2 separate regions of the Homo sapiens genome follow, and region 1 is linked to region 2. Evidence: read pairs that join two places in POLR2A ChIA-PET (ENCODE). Cell type or tissue: PC-3. All regions are shown on one strand. Each heading gives the region's core, and the rest is flanking DNA. Links, peaks and the distances in the headings are about the cores only.

Region 1 (8,316 bases), core at 1,574-6,573, 400 kb before region 2:
CTGTAAACAGGAAAGATTTCCTCTGAGGTTGTGGGCTCCTCCTTGATCAAAAGATGGCTATTGGATAAGAACTTCCCCTAAATTGCCAGCCACTCTTATTTTCCAGATGAGATCCTCTGTTGGAGGGTACATTACTAGGTATCTATGGCAGAGGTGACAGGCAATTTGCCAGGACTCCATGAAGTTGCAGGAGAAGTAAGTTGCAGCTGCTCTGCTGTTAATGAGGAGGTAGGGCTTGGAGAAACACAAAGATTCCTCTGAGCAATGGCCCTGGCAGGGGTCCCCTCCTGGTTAGCAGCCAGGGAGGGTGAGCGAAGCAAACATCAGTTCAGAATATGAAAGAGGGACAGAAGGACTGCATGAAGAGCCCCAGCAACCTTGAGGGTCTCAGAGGTTGGAAATAAGAATAATGACTTCCACCAAAAAAGTTTAGTTTTATCCCCATGGTTGGTAAGTGGCCTGTTTTTGAGAAATGGGAGGATAGTCAATGACTTCCTAGTTGGAGACATCATTCCATGTAAAAGGACTGCTTAGGTCTGTTTTTAGGGTCAACTTTAGAGTCACAGCTCATAATTTCAAAGTTGGGTACATCTTTGTCCAAGGCAGCGAATCTTTCCCCCGTGATTTCATTATGAGCTAACCAGTTCAGGCAAAAAGCTGTCCCTCAAGAGTCACTCAAGAATTTTGCATTTATTTCTAGTTAATCACACCTGTCTCTGAACCTTGCCATGGAAGAGTGAAGTGAGGGAGAGAACAAAGCTTTTCCTCTACCTTCTTTCTAAACTGGGTGAGTAGATCAAAGTGTACCAAAACAAACAAACAAACATTTTCGAAAGACCTTCTTTCCTGAATGCATCTTATCTTGGAACACATCCTTCTTTGTTAATTACCTGACAAGAAGAAAGGATGCTTTGAATTCTTATCGTAGATTTCTCTGCACCACTCAGAGGGCACTTAATAAATTATCTTCTTCCATTTACTATCTCATTATTTGGATAAACTTCATCTTTTGAAATAGATTATAAACTTTTCAATCCCAGGGGATTATAGCGTAGTTCTTCGCCCCTTCCTTCCATACTTTTTAGGTACGAGCATCGGTAAACAGTTTCGTATTTAAACTCTACTTTATTTCATTTCTAATTGACAATGACCTGGGCCTTACTTCATTGTAATAAGGAAACAAAATGATGAAGCCAGAACTTGCAGATGGCTGTTCTGTCTGTTTCAGTGTCTCGAAGTCAGAGGTTGGTGGTTAATGATAAGAAAGTAAATGTTAAATGTGCTTTTGCACATTTAGCAAACAGACTGAGAACCAACTTAGAAAACATTTTATTTACATTTTAGTTATAGCATTCACCTTCTTAAGATATAACATATCTGTTTGCAAGTCCTGACTCCCCACTTGACCGTGACCCCTTCAAGGACAATAAACAAGTCATTGTCCATCTTTCTATACCCGTGTAGTACTCACTATGATACTGGCATATGATATACACTGATATAAGCTCCAGTGTTTTCTCTGATTAACATCAAATAATATTGTCATGACAATGAGAAATAAGAAATGTAGGTTCTGATTTTTTCCCAAATCTTGAGAATCTGTTTTTCCTTCAAGCTATAAATTGGGGATTCAACCAAATCACATGAAGCAGCAAGTATTTCCTGTGTGGCACTTAGCTGTTCTGGGAAATAACTCAATGTCATTTGGTTAACACACACACCCAGGCCAAATAGTTGAAAATAACGGAAAGACATCATGGTAATTAGGTTAGGAGTTGACCCAAGACATGTTCTCATTAAAATTCTTTCTATTTCTGGTCTCCATTCCGTCTTCTTTCACTGATTGACTTTTCTTTCTTTGAATGAAATTCCCTCCCCCAGATGGACTATTTCACCACAGCAAAAAATTGAGAAAGCTAAGAAGACAATGGGGAGGAAAACCAATACTACCAAAAGGAAACCTCGGAGAGTTTTGCTTTCTGTGAGTTCTCTGTCAGTCAACCCTGTCCTGTTCTATAAGACCCTTCTCATAGACCCCTCTTTCAAGGGTTTTCAAAAAGGAAAGCCTATTTATTTACTTATTACCAATTATGACCTCACTGGTCTTCCCACTCTTTAGCACTAGGGCACCAGAACCCCAGTGTATGATGATGGTCCCCTAGCAGCCATTCCAATGACATTATTCAACTCAAACAGAGCTTTGCAATAAGCTGTGTCTTTCCTTATGTTCTCTGGGGGATGAAATGAGAATGACCCCATCTAAACAAAAGACCACATGGTTGGCATTCAACAGTCGACTCCTCCCCATTTATTTGTGGATCCAATTCAGTCTAGGTCTGAGGCTTTACAGAAATGCATGGCACTCCTCACAGATGGCATCTGGCCACCCCTTGAAAGCTTCTGGTGGAAGGGGAGCTCGCTGCTTTTCGAGGCAGTCTGTCACACGAGTAGAAATAGCGTAGAAACCCATATGTCTTGAGTCTAAGCAATGACATTCAAAAAGCAGAAGCATCCATGCAACCAGATTGACTTAAAGTAATGTAAACAGTCCAATCGATTCTTTGAAATTGAAGAATGACTTGCTGTAGAGCATTGTGCTCCATGATGGTGTGTTCTGCCAGCCTAGGCATGAGCACTTTGTGGTAGTACAATAAACTACTCCATAGCACATGGGGAGGAGAATGTGAATCAATGATTTAGTGTGATCTCATTGGTAACTCAGTGCTGAAGATCTGCTATCATATATTTAGGTGAATAACTATTCCAATGTGCTGGATGGCACTTTACAAACATATATAATCTACAAAAATGATTTAAAAAATTTTTGTGCACCTTTCAAGTCAAAATAGCTCAAGATATAATGTGGACATCCTAGGAAAATAATAATTGATGCATGTTGGAAACCTTTTCATGGTATATTAGGGCTATAATTTCTACCCATTGGTCCCTGTTCTGCCCTTAAGGATGACACAGCATAAGTTATAAACCCCTGAAGGTCTAGCTGCAAAATGGGTGCATGCACTCCCAAACACCAGATCGTGATTATGCATTACCTGGAAAAGTAAGAAGTAGGGAAAGCAATATGGCTGAAGACAAGTGTGTTCAGTGAGGGGATCGTTGTCTCGGGAATCCTGGGAACCAAGTTCTCACTGTGGACCCACTCACTGGGCAAGTCACTTCCTGCCTAAACTCCACTTTCTCTACCCATCAACTAGAGAGGTCAGATTCTCCGTTAGCTGCCAAACAGTACATGGGTAAAATTCTATAGGTTTAAAAAATCATATACCATGACTAAAAGTCTATGATAACGGGAACACAATTTTGGGATCTCTTTGTAAAAAAAAAAAAAAATCTGTTCTTTTTTTCTTTTTTCTTTGAGATAGAGTCTCACTGTGTTGCCCAGGCTGGAGTGCAATGGCATGATCTCAGCTCACTGCAACTTCCGCCTCCTGGGTTCAAGAGATTCTTCTGCCTCAGCCTCCCGAGTAGCTGGGACTACAGGCACATACCACCACGCCCGGCTAATTTTTGTATTTTTAGTAGAGATGGGGTTTCACCATGTTGGCCAGGCTGGTCTCGAACTCCTCACCTCGTGATCTGCCTGCCTCAGCCTCCCAAAGTGCTGGGATTACAGGCGTGCCACCGTGCCAGGCCAGTAAAAAATATTTCTAACCAAAATTTTCACTCCAGCTGTCATACATGTAGGGAAGTGATTGTTTATATTAATTTGCAAAGGCTAAATCCATTTTTCCCCCCAACTCTTTGTGACTTGCTTGGGCTAGCCTGCAAAAACACTTCTGTTCATGGCAGAGAGCTGTCTGCATCCAGCTGACATTGTTTCTCTGGCTTAAATAAAAGAGGCAGGACAATGAGTGTTAAACCACTGCCGGACTCTGATGTAGTGTTTACGAAGGCAGCTGCTTTTGCATTCTGCGGGTCAGAAGGGTGTGTGTGTGTGTGTGTGTGTGTGTGTGTGCACGCTCCTGCATCTATGTAAGATCTGAGAATCACTGAAAGCAGCTTCCTTCATCCTCTATTTTGACATAAAGATTCTGAATTCAAAGCACCTTCAGAAGCAACAAGAGATTAAGACAGGCCAGGCAACGACTTAATATGGTAAAACATATCTTATCCCTGTGGTCAGTTTACAATTTCCTTGACAGATAACTGCTAATTAAGACATATTATTTCAGAAATTATGGTTGATTTCCTTTGTTATTTACACTTTTGTTAAAGGTAGTCAATGATGTCTTTTAGCTGCTCAATAAAGGGTCACCTAAGGAAAAGCAACTGTATGCCTAACATCTGGGAAAAATATTCCCAATGGGGTAGGTTTCATGAGAACAAAGTTATTTCTCAGATGACTCTTTCCTTGCAGCTTCAAGCTTTGTTTTCCTAGGAATTGTGTAGAAATGCTGGAATTAATGAGTGATAGAGACTTTGATTGAATCAATATTGTGTGAAATTAACTTGCAAACATGGTTGTGATTACTTTTGTGGGAGTTGGACTGAATTTCTCAAGAAAGTACACAAAGAAAAGACTCAGGGCAGAGCTACAGCTGCCTGACAGAGGCAAACAGAAGCCTAACTTTATGGACTTTTCCATACTCTGCATATGTTGAAATGACAGGCTGATTCATAGCTTCCTTGCTTAGTTTCCAAATCGCTTTGCAACAAAAGCAGATTTACTCCCTTCCCAAGACTATAACTAGGATTCATGATCCCATAGGCTCAAATCTTCATAAAGGGAATTTTGCAAAGCATGCCTCCCAATTCTTGACAGTCACAATTCAAATATTTTCACAAAACAACAGGACTCTCAATTAAGACAGAGGTCAGCAAACTATGGCCTGTAGATCAAACCTATCTGACTGCTTGTTTTTGTAAATAAAGTTTTATTGGAACACAACCATGCTCATTCATTTGCCTATTGTCTATGGCTACTTTCACAGTATGACGGACGAGCTGAACAGTTGAGATTGAGGCTGTCTTGCATGCAAAGCCTAAAATATTTCCTATCTGGCCGTTTTCAGAAAGTGTGCCAATTCCTGATTTAAAATATCAATTTGTGCCATAAAAAAAAATCAATTTCTTTGAAAACATAGATATAGTTTTAAAGTAAACCTCCCCAACCTCCCCTACCTCCATGAATTATCTTCTAAAGCAAATTGGAGTATATATCAAGAGTCTTAATACTGGTTTTATTCTTTAGTTCAGCAACCACACTTCTAGAAATCTCTTCTAAAGAAATCCCTAAGCATACATCAAGATTTATGCATACAGATGTTCATTCCATCATAATTTATAATTATTTATAATCTTGAAAAATTGAAAATGTCCTAAATATTCTAGGCCATTTAGATAAAAATTATTTTAGAAAGATGTGATTTACCAAATGCTTGTTTTTAAAAATATTTAAAGAATTACCATTTGACCCAGTAATCTCATTACTGGGTATATACCCAAAGGAATATAAATCATTCTACCATAAAGACACATGCACACATATGTTCTTTATAGCACTATTAGCAATAGCAAATACATGGAATCAATCTACAAGCCCATCAATGGCAGACTGAATAAAGAAAATGTGGTGCATGTACACCACGGAATACTACGCAGCCATAAAAAAGAATGAGATCATGTCCTTTTCAGGAACATGGACGCAGCTGGAGGCCATCATCCTAAATGAACTAGTGCACGAACAGAAAATAAAATAGTGCATGTTCTCATTTATAAGTGGGAGCTAAACATTGAATACATATGGGCGCAAAGAACAACAGATAGCAGGGTCTACTTGAGGATGGAGGGTGGGAGGAGGGAAAGGATCAAAAAACTACCTATTGTGTACTGTGCTTATTACCCGAGTGACAAAATAATCTGTACACTAAACCCTTGTGACATGCAATTTACCAATATAACAAACCTGTACACGTACAGGTTTATATATAAAACAAAAGTTTTATATATATACATATATATGTATATAATATATATATTTAAGAGCCTAATATAATGTTTTACATGTAATTTCAAGAGAAAATGGTAGGATAAAAGCTGTCTATAGAAAATAATCTCATTATTCTTTTTTTTTGAGATGGAGTCTCACTCTGTCGCCCACGCTGGAGTTTAGTGGCGCGATCTCGGCTCACTGCAGCCTCTGCCTCCCGGGTTCAAGTGAGTCTCCTGCCTCAGCCTCTGGAGTAGCTGGGATTATGGGCATGCATCACTATGTCCAGCTAATTTTTTTGTACTTTTAGTAGAGATGGGGTGTCACTATGTTGGCCTGGCTGGTCTTGAACTCCTGACCTCAAATGATCTGCCTGACTTGGCCTCCCAAAGTGCTGGGATTACAGGTGTGAGCCACCATGCCTGGCCTCAATTTTTTTAAAAAATGCATATTTCTAAATGCAAAGAAAATAAGCAGAAAGAATATATGCCAAAAATATATATTTTAAAATTCATTTCAGATAATTTTGTGCTCAAGAAAAATAAATATACATGCCTTTTTGTTTAATTTATGAAAATGTTAGTCCCAAATAAAGTTCTTCTTAATTTATAGAAATGTTAGCCCCAAATAAAGTTAGTACCCATTTAAAAATGAGTATTAACCTATTTCCAAAACAGTCCACTTTTTAATGTAATAAAAATTAAATATTTTCTAAAATATTATTTTTATGAATCACATTATCTTTTCATAGATGGAGCAGAGATGGCAGTTTTGGGGCACTTGTGCTGCCACTTTTTCCTCTTGCCCACACTGAACACTGCAACCTATTAAGCCATTTCTTTCTAAGAAGTTTCTCAAATGTACTACAGATGGCCACTACTAATCAGTCAGAAGTATTAAGTGATATCAAACATATTTGCCCTCTGTGAGAGGGCTACATAAGTTTTCCAAGTTAATTCCACCCTTCCTCTTAAGACTACATGGTGAAATACATTTTTATCACCGTAGATCTTGATCATCTTGCTTCGAATGTCTTAGAATGTTCTGCGTGTATTTCTTTCAAATCCAAAGAAATGCGCGGTGTCTCTTCATATGCATTCAATGCTGAATGTCTGTGTTAGGATGTACTGCCCCAAGGGCTGGGTGAAGCTGCTGCCTCAAGGGTCCTGGTGAGCCTAGTTACTGTATCGCCCATGTCCACAATTTCCTGTATTTCTTTCTAGCACCTGACACTGTGAACAATGCTTCCGTTTTTGAAATGCTCACATCAGCAGCTTTCTGTAGCAAGACACTGTTGTAACTGGTACCTCTCTCATAACGCCTTCCCATTGTCCTTGGAACACCCTCTAACCTTAATCCATCCCATCAAGGGGGCTTTTTCTCGAGACATTTATTTCTTTTCTTTTTCTCCTTGCCCTTCTACGAAAAGTCAATTTCTACAGCTTTAGCCAACAAGTGATTCCCACATTTCTATGTCCAGCTTTGCCCAGTTTCCCGTTTCTCAAGTTCTTTTTTGCACATCTCTACCTGCAATGTTTAAAAGCCTCTCAAAATGTTCGAAATAGGACCTACTCTCTTGCTGTATTTGCCTTTTTTTTTTTTTTTGAGACGGAGTCTCGCTCTGTCGCCCAGGCTGGAGTGCAGTGGCGCGATCTCCGCTCACTGCAACCTCCGCCTCCCGGGTTCACGCCATTCTCCTGCCTCAGCCTCCTGAGTATCTGGGACTACAGACGCCCGCCACCACGCCCGGCTAATTTTTTTTGTATTTTTAGTAGAGACGGGGTTTCACCGTGTTAACCAGGATGGTCTTGATCTCCTGACCTCATGATCTGCCCGCCTCGGCCTCCGAAAGTGCTGGGATTACAGGCGTGAGCCACTGCGCCCGGCCTTTTTTTTTTTTTTTTTTTCGAGACAGAGTCTTGCTCTGTCGCCCAGGCTAGTGTGCAATGGCACCATCTCGGCTCACTGCAACCTCCGCCTCCCAGGTTCAAGCGATTCTCCTGCCTCAGCCTCCCGAGTAGCTGGGATTACAGGTGTGCACCACCACGCCTAGCTAATTTTTGCATTTTTAGTAGAGACGGGGTTTTACCATGATGGCCAGGCTGATTTTGAACTCCTGACCTCAAGTGATTCACTCGACTTGGCCTCCCAAAGTGCTAGGATTACAGGAGTGAGCCACCGCGCCCAGCTGCTTTATTTACTCTTAGTGTTACTAGTACCACTGTTCTTTCGGACCCAAAGATGGAAACATTTGTATCATCATTAACATCCTGGCCTCCATCTCCTCTCAAATTCTATCACTGGTGGAGTCCTTTCCATGTTTCCTTCAGGACGTACCTTTCTTTCTAATTTTACTGCCGCCAGTC
Region 2 (8,316 bases), core at 1,854-6,853:
GCCCAAAGCAGAGGAACTATAGCTTGGGATTAAATCCATCTAGCTTGCCAAACCATAGTCTTTGGCAAATGTTTACATCCTTATTGCTGTGATGAAGTTGCTTATACCTCTAGTATTATAAGATCAGGGGACTGGTGGCCTGGACTGAAGCTCAGGTGGCTATTGCATTTCTAATGAGGTCTCCGTATATTTCAAACTTTGAGAGTTCAAAAACCCAGCTTCATCCATTCATCCAAGGGTGACAAAGTACTGGCAAGTTGATTTGCAAGAGCCAGATTTATAAAAGCTTTTTTTTCATGCCAGGATGCTGACTGCTTAGTTTTAGCAAGGTGACTTTCCCTTTCTGATCATATTTAGATCAATTCCTTAGAAAGACTAATCTAGCTGTTGGAGGTAGGTAGATTGGAACAAATAGGAGGGAAAGGTGCAGAGAGCAGTTTGGAATAAAAGTAATGAGTACAAGAATTAAGATAATGGAGTTGGAAGTAGGAAAGACGTAGTGATATGAGACAGACCCTGTGGGCAAATAATCCACCTGACTCAGCAGCTGTCTGACCTCAGGGAGAGAAAGAAAGAGGAATCAAAAAGTTGAGATTTCCAGTTTGGTGATGAAGAGATGGGCGACTTCATTTTAAGGAAGTAACTACAACACAAGGTGAGTTGAGATTTGAGCATAGGGACTTTAAATTTCAAGTCCAAAAGCAGCTATCAATTTAGCACCTAAAGTTGTAGGACTGACTAGGATAAAAATATATTTGGGGGATTTTCAAGGACCATTGCAAATACACAGGGCATCTAGGTTGAAATTTATTGAGGGCAGGAATGATGACTCTTAGTTATTTGTATCACTTATGACATATCTCCCTCCTACTATCCAGCCCCAGTGCCAACCCCATTCTCTGCATCTCAGATTCCTCGGTAACTTCATGTCATGGAATTCTAACAAGTTTTGGCTGATTGATATAGCAAAACGTAAGTACTGGGGGCCTTTTCTTCGCAGCTCTAGAGAAGCATTACTTGTCACATTTAGGAATGTTGTCTTTCTTTTTGGGAGGATGTTTCCCTACTCAGTTTAGATACTGGGTGTAGCTGTGGGGCTCACCCATAGGTTTTTCTTTACCCCTGTGTGACCAAGAAAAGAAAACCTAGAAGAGGAAGATGCAGCCAGCTGATGTATTTGTTTGATATTCCAAGGGATATAAATTTAGGCACAGCTGGGAGGAGAAAAGAGTTTCTACATACCGTGGGAAGGGGCGCTGACTTCATTCCCACACTGGAGCTTCCAGACAACCTGGAAGTGTCCATAGTTCAGGCATCCTGCCATAGATAGCGTGACTCAGGTTCCCTGAGGCTCACAAGCCTTGTTTGGCCCATTATCCTTGCCAATCCACTTGAGATTCCTAAGAGTAAAATTTCACTACAGTGGGAAACAATCAGAACCCAGTAGGTATTTCTAACTAGATGAAAACCAAGAAATCTTCATTATTATGGTTGTAATTTTTAAAGAACTTCACTTAATCAAAAATCCTCCCTGGACCTCCAAGCCTATTCTTCTTCCTTGTAAAAGATTATGGTAATAATTAACAATAATGTCATTATCATATCTTACATATAATAGTTATCTAAGAACAGCAACATTTCACATTTATGATTGTGTATTAAATGCCAGGCAGCACCTTACACTCATCACATTTAACTTTCACAACACTTTTCCATAATTATTTTAATTTGGTATTTTTTATCCCCATTTTGTTTGTTGTTTCATAATCCTGGACTCTCAGAAGAGAATATTTGGAGGTCATCCAGGCTAGACTCAGTCATGAAGTTGGCTGGCAATGTTATTGAAGAATAAGCCTGTCTGATTTCCACTTTTTCTAGCCTCCTAAACACTGACCTATCAGTACTATCTTGGATTCTTTATGTCGTGGAGTGTCTGCCACAATTTTTACTTCCTCAACTGCTAAACAACACCTCATCCTGCATCCCAGAGTCCACCACACAAGACTCTGGGAGTCCTTTTTGCCCATGCAGGAAGCATTAAACCCATTTATCCCATCTCTTATCCAGTGTGTACCAGGAACCATTTCTTTACTCTAATGTTTCTCAAGGAGCCAATGATTCCCCAAGATTGTTTTGAATTAAAAGCAACCTTGCATACACATATATGCACCCTCTTTTTCTCTACAACCCATGACAACATCAAAAGTTCAGAAAAAGTGTATCTTTTACTCCATTAATCTCTACCCAAAAAGAGTCAGTAGTAATCTAGCCACTCGACAAATAGCAAATGATGGCATTGAAAAGTATACCTGCCACATAAAAGTAAAGCACTTGAAATCTACATTCAGAATCTCTTTCAAATTTTTGAGTAGGCCATTAACATAAGAAAAAAAGAATCTGAAAATTTACATCACAAATGTGTGCTTAGAACAGATCTATGAATTTCATAACACACATGGAGTTGGCAGTTCTAGATTATGAATTTATATGTGATCCAGGTGCCCTTCTACCTACAAACTCTTTGTCCATTGGCATCTGGGTCTTAGCTTATGTAACATGAAGAGGTAACCTATGAAAATTGACTAATTGTCAGGTGACATTGTCAGCTGGCATGTCAGGTGGCCTCCTACCTCCACAGTGGGTGCCATTAAGGAAATGCTCAAGATGGGACTCAATGAACAACCTACGTGAGCAGGAGCTATGTGCCTTCCCTTGCAAGTCAACACACAAAAGAGGCTGTCTTGTCATGCTTCTGCTCCTCTCCTGAATCAAGAATGGCCATAACTCACACTGTCAGTGAATTTTCATTTCTTGAGCACTAAATTCAAAGAATCTGATAGGCACTTCTTTCACCTCCCAAATTTCCTGCAATATTGGTCTGTTGAACCGAATTGTTCTATCTAATATTCAGTTCTTTGTCTTCCTGAGTGCTGAAACCTAGGGGAGAGGTAACTAAAGAATGCTGTGACTAATTTTATGTTGGTTTCTGGTGTATTTTAACTGAAGAAATATGAAGTCTTATTATAGATGGCATATTCTCTGCTCAGAAATCACAAAGGAATACACTAATATGCAAATCACAATGCCTAACTTTTGTGTCAAAAGATCTGCAACCTGCAAGATGAGAAATGGCCAAGGGCCCAAGACTGATTCTCCAAAAGGCATTAAGTCTTACTTTCCCAAGGACACAAGGGTTGAGAGTCACGTTAAGAGTGTCCAGCTTCCCGGAAAAACTAGTCCTCATATTGAAACAAGATCCACTCGCTCTTAGGCTATTTACATCTGAGGTTTATTTTTTCAAGAAACCCAGATTAAACCACTTTTAAGGGCATTATTCAAATATTTTTCAATCTATCGTAGTTTCCGTGTTTTTAATCTCTACTTTGCCCATTTTTCCACTGCAGAACAAAGACAGGCTTGAAAAAAGACAGATGGGGCAAATGTGGAAGGTGGCGGCCACTTTAAATGACAGCTCCGCAACGGACAAAAACGGGCTCTCCTCATTATGTTCATGGAACACCAAATATGAAGAAATCAAGCTGCTTTAGGACTGAGACCCTTATGGCAGCTCATATTGCATTGGGAAAAAATGTTAACATTAATAAGTTACATAAGAAAAATGTCCAAGATCAACACATTCAAGGCCATTATAAATACTAGCATATACATTCAGAAATGCAATTACACCATCAGCATGAACACGCAGGAAAAGAAAATTCCTATTTGCATGGCTGTGAGGTTTCTTCTGGTTGCCAGCAATTTCCAGAGTGTATTGAAATTTTCAAATTAACTGAGGACATTTTAGTCAATTTTATCTCTCAATGCTTTTGTGTCACTTTTTCTTCAAGGTCTGTGCATTTTGCTGATTGAAATGCTCAAACATTTATTCATTTATTCATCTCAAAGGCACAGATCATCATTATGACTTTTTTTTTTTGAAAAAATAGTGTCAGAACTTTCTAATGTTCTTTTCTGTCTCTTTTCTCCAAATACTTTCCCTCTTCATAACCCTCTTTCTCCCCAGGGGACTTTCTATTGCTTCTATAGGGAATTTTTTCAACGTCTGGTCTTTAAAAAGAATTCCTCTTTAATCCTAAAGCATTCTATGGAGAAATCAGTTTCCAGAAGTTAGAATAAAATTCCATGTGCATGCCTGGGTCTGGGACAGGGTGCGGGAAAAGAAGAAATGTTGGTATGTAATCTTAAAATTCAAATGCTGTTCAGTAGTGGCATACCATCTGAACTAGCTGCAAATGGTAAATAAACCCAGCTTGTAACTTAATGATCCTTGTGTTTGTGTGTCTGTGAATACATTAAGAACTCTCAAAGAAAAAATTGTGGAATCATAAATAAAAGACAGCAGTGAATCACAGACAGTCACACAGAAACAAGACACCATCCTCCCATATGCCTGTGTGGATATTGATGTGGGTTCCTCACCTTTTCGGTTTGCAGTGGCAGCATGAGACCCACTCTAGATGCTGTGGCACAGGGAGAGGTTTGATGGTCTTCATTACATATTGTCTGCCCTGCAAAAATCATCTGCTTTGCTTGGAATTGATTTCAAAACCAGATTCATGCAGTGCCTGTTACACCACGATAAACAAATAAATTAGCTGCTGCAATATGGAAATTTACATGATTCAGTGTACTTAAAAACTGTTAACTGTGAACTTATTAATTGAAAGCCACAGGACAATAATCAGCATGTCCTTCAGTAGGAAAACGAATCTCTTGTTAAAGCGAATTTGTAAGGCAATAAAGATGTATTTTTTCAAATAAATGTATGCCTCAAGCCATTTGATGTGATATTTTTAACTTCAACTTTCGGTGGCTCGTGCTTTGTTTGTGGACTACATATTGATTTGTTTCCTGAAAACGTGTAGTGTAACTCTACATTCCCACATGGGTTTTTTTCCACCGCACCATGCAGGTTATATTCATTCCAGTCAATCTTATTTTTCTGCCTCCTGTCTAGAGAACTTTAATTAAAATGGTCTGCTAACGCTTGAATCTCTTAAAGGGAGCACTTGGAATCCTAAGCTGCATTTCCATCACAGAACTTCCAGGGAACATACGCCTTCCCTTTCAAACATATGTTCCGAGGGGAATGTTTGTCTAGAAGCTACTAGGTTGCAGTGAGGACTGAAACATAAACTCCAAGAGGAAAATGACAATGATTTTTACATCCAGGCAGTGAACCAGGCACATTTCTGAAGTTTGGCCAGTTAGAGCTGGCCAATCCATAATCCATTATCACCCGTTTGATCTCAGAGAAGAGTTCAGTATGCAGTGAGGCTGTCTGTTCACTGCACCAACACACAGACCCTAGGCCTTCTGGAAGCTCGTCTTCTAAAACTGTCACACCAGCACTGACACTGCTATTAGATGTGGTGACTGTGCCCGCTGTTTCCCTTGAGAACAAGAATTCTAAATGGTGATATCATGTGATGATTTTAAAAAAAAAAGTGAGCCCAGGCACCATGGTTCATACCTGTAATCCCAGCACTTTGGGAAGCTGATGCAAGAGGATTGCTTGAGGACAGGAGTTCAAGACCAGCCTGGACAACATAGCAAGACCTCTTCTCTACAAATAAATAAAAAATTAGCAAGGCATGGTAGTTGCACACCTGTAGTCCCAGCTACTCAGGAAGCTGAGGAAGGAGGATTGCTTGAGCCCAGAGTTCGAGGCTGCAGTGAGCTATGATCTCACCACTGCACTTCAGCCTGGGCAACAGAGTAAAGGCAACAGAGTAAGACCATGTCTCCAAAAAAAAAAAAAAAAAAAAAAAAAAAAAAAAACTTTATAATATGAAATCTGGCTAAAACTATTTAGATAAAAATTTAGTTTTAAGATTTCAAAACTGTCTTTGTTTTGTCAGGTAACCTTACTAGTGGTATGGTTTCCTTTAAGTACAATGTGGAAATCTCCCCAAGTCTTACCCCTGGATTTTGCTTTTCGAGTTCACTCACTTTTACCCCTGACATGGGGAGGCTGCCTGTTGCTCTTGCTGTCTCACTTCCCATGAATCAATCCAGAGAGCGGGTGTGTCTTGGAGAGGCCTTAGGGCCATGAGCCCTCTGCAGTCTCGGGACAGAGCAGGACATTTCCTCTACCTGAGGCAGCGCTTCCACTAGCGGGAGCTTCTTCAGCCTCAACAGCAACTGCACACAGGAGCAGATAAGGGGAGGATGTTCCAGGTTGAGAATCAAACCACTCATGAAGAAGGGATCCATGAAGTACGGAAATCAGACGCATGGTTCATTAGGGCCTTGAATATCACATGGCACTAGAGAATACTCAACCCATCCAGTACGATGCTTTTTAAAATATCCTATTGATTGGCTGGGTGTGGTGGCTCACACCTATAATCCTAGGACTTTGGGAGGCCGAGGCAGGTGGATCACTTGAGGTCAGGAGTTCAAGACCAGCCCGGTCAACATGGCAAAACCCCGTCTCTACTAAAAATACAAATACAAAAATTAGACGGGTGTGGTAGCCTGCATGTAATCCCAGCAACTCGGGAGGCTGAGGCGGGAGGATCACTTGAACCTGGGAGGCGGAGGTTGCAGTGAGCCTAGATCTCACCGCTGCACTCCAGCCTGGACAACAGCCAGACTCCATCTCAAAAAAAAAAAAAAAAAAAAAAAAATACTGATTTTCTTGCATGTGTGGAAGTATATTTATCTTTTTATGAGTATTTTTTAGCAGATTCTAATATTTGGTGTTTTTAGTTACTTGTAATGGCTACAATAAATTTTAAATATTATCATGTTACCAAATATTTATATTGTCTCACTGATCAAAGTGTCTAGTTCATAGAAATGTAAGTTACTTCCTTAAACCCAGGCTGAGTTTCTGTATCACAGCCTTTTATTTAAAGACATTTAATTGAGATATAATTTGCAAAAACAAAACAAAACAAAACTCGACATGTTTGTTGTGTGAAATTTGATAAATTTGACATATGTGTACATCTGTGAAACCCTCACTGCAATCAAATAATGGGCTAATTAATCTAAAATAATTTTTTGGCCGCGTGCAGTAGCTCACGCCTGTAATCCCAAAACTTTGGGAGGCCGAGGCAGGCAGATCACCTGAGGTCGAGAATTCGAGACCAGCCTGGCCAGCATAGTGAAACCCTGTCTCTACTAAAAATACAAAAATTAGCCAGGTGTGGTGGCGATTCCTGTAATCCCAGCTACTTGGGAGGTTGAGGCATGAGAATCGCTTGAACCCAGGAGGCAGAAGTTGCAGTGAGCCAAGATTGCATCCTGCACTCCAGCTTGGGTGACAGAGTGAGACTCTGTCTCAAAAAAATATATAAAATAATGTCTAATGTCCCTTAACAATCCCTCCCTCCTCCACTCTCCAACTCTCCCTTCTCCCCACTCTGAAATATTCTACTAATCTTTGAATGCACCTCCAAAATTTGCACACTAAAACAACAGCAACAAAAAAACTGTATCTGGGTTGAGCATTACAAATATATAGCTCATACATGTGTTTCTTGTTGCTTTCCCTCCCTGAAAAAAACCTTGACAAAAATGTATTCTCATGAGACTGAATAGATTTGGAAAGTTGTCAATCACACGTCAGCCAGACGTGACGTTTAAAAAAACAAGGACCCCCAAATTCTCAGACACTACCTCCATGGAGAGGTGGGGTTCAGTTCCCCTTCCCCTTGTATCTGGGCAGGCTTGTATTGACTTCAACCAATAGAAGAAAACAATGCTTTGTAATTTCTGAGGCTAGGTCAGAAAAGGCTGTGCAGCTTCCCCCTTGGTTCTCTTGAAATATTCTCTCTCTGGATGCTTCTTCGCAGACCCAGCTCCATGCTGCGGGAAGCCTGAACTCCATGGAGATGCCACGTGTCAGGGCTCAGGTTGACAGGCCCAGCTGAGCCCAGCCTTTGAGTGATCCAGCCCAGGCGCCAGACATGCGAGTGAGGAAGCCTCCAGATGATTTCAGCCCCCAGCTTTTTGAGTCACCCTTGGCCATTCACGTCTTCCCAGCTGAGACCCCAGACACTGTGGAGCAGACGCCAGCCACCCTGCTGTGCCCTGTCCAAATTCCTGGCTCATCATCAGTGAGCATAAATAAAATGGTTGTTGTTTTCGGTCACTGCATTTACAGATAACGAGAATATAAGAAATAATGGAGAGGAGGCAGGTGAGTTCCTAATGAAAATAAAGGTGGCTTCGTACATTCCAGCCAAATGATTCAAAAGAAAAGATACTCAAAAGCCATTGCCACATCCTGGTCTTGTCCGATACAACGGTAGGCATAGCCACTTAGAGGACGACTGAAAAGGT

What was found. Peaks named below come from ENCODE experiments on the same cell type or tissue, not always from the same donor. Only the 100,000 strongest peaks of a DNase experiment are listed, where the experiment ranks them.
Region 1: POLR2A ChIA-PET joins it to region 2 with 18 read pairs; 1 of 35 experiments calls an interaction of 5 or more read pairs at or near these places.

What each region holds. Positions count from the first base shown.
Region 1 is chr10:33,302,411-33,310,726 of GRCh38, forward strand. All of the region lies in intron 2 of NRP1 (neuropilin 1), which reads right to left. Among named protein-coding and RNA genes, the nearest start is that of NRP1, 28 kb to the right of the region's middle. In PC-3, for the core only: no CTCF peak of the experiment used is centred there; a DNase peak (open chromatin) is centred at 4,631; H3K27ac peaks cover 1,711 bases.
Region 2 is chr10:33,705,112-33,713,427 of GRCh38, forward strand. LOC124902408 (a long non-coding RNA gene) reads left to right here and starts at 877. Exons shown (of 2, transcript XR_007062108.1): 1 at 877-972; 2 at 3,405-4,282. RefSeq lists an enhancer at 1-205. In PC-3, for the core only: no CTCF peak of the experiment used is centred there; no DNase peak of the experiment used is centred there; H3K27ac peaks cover 557 bases.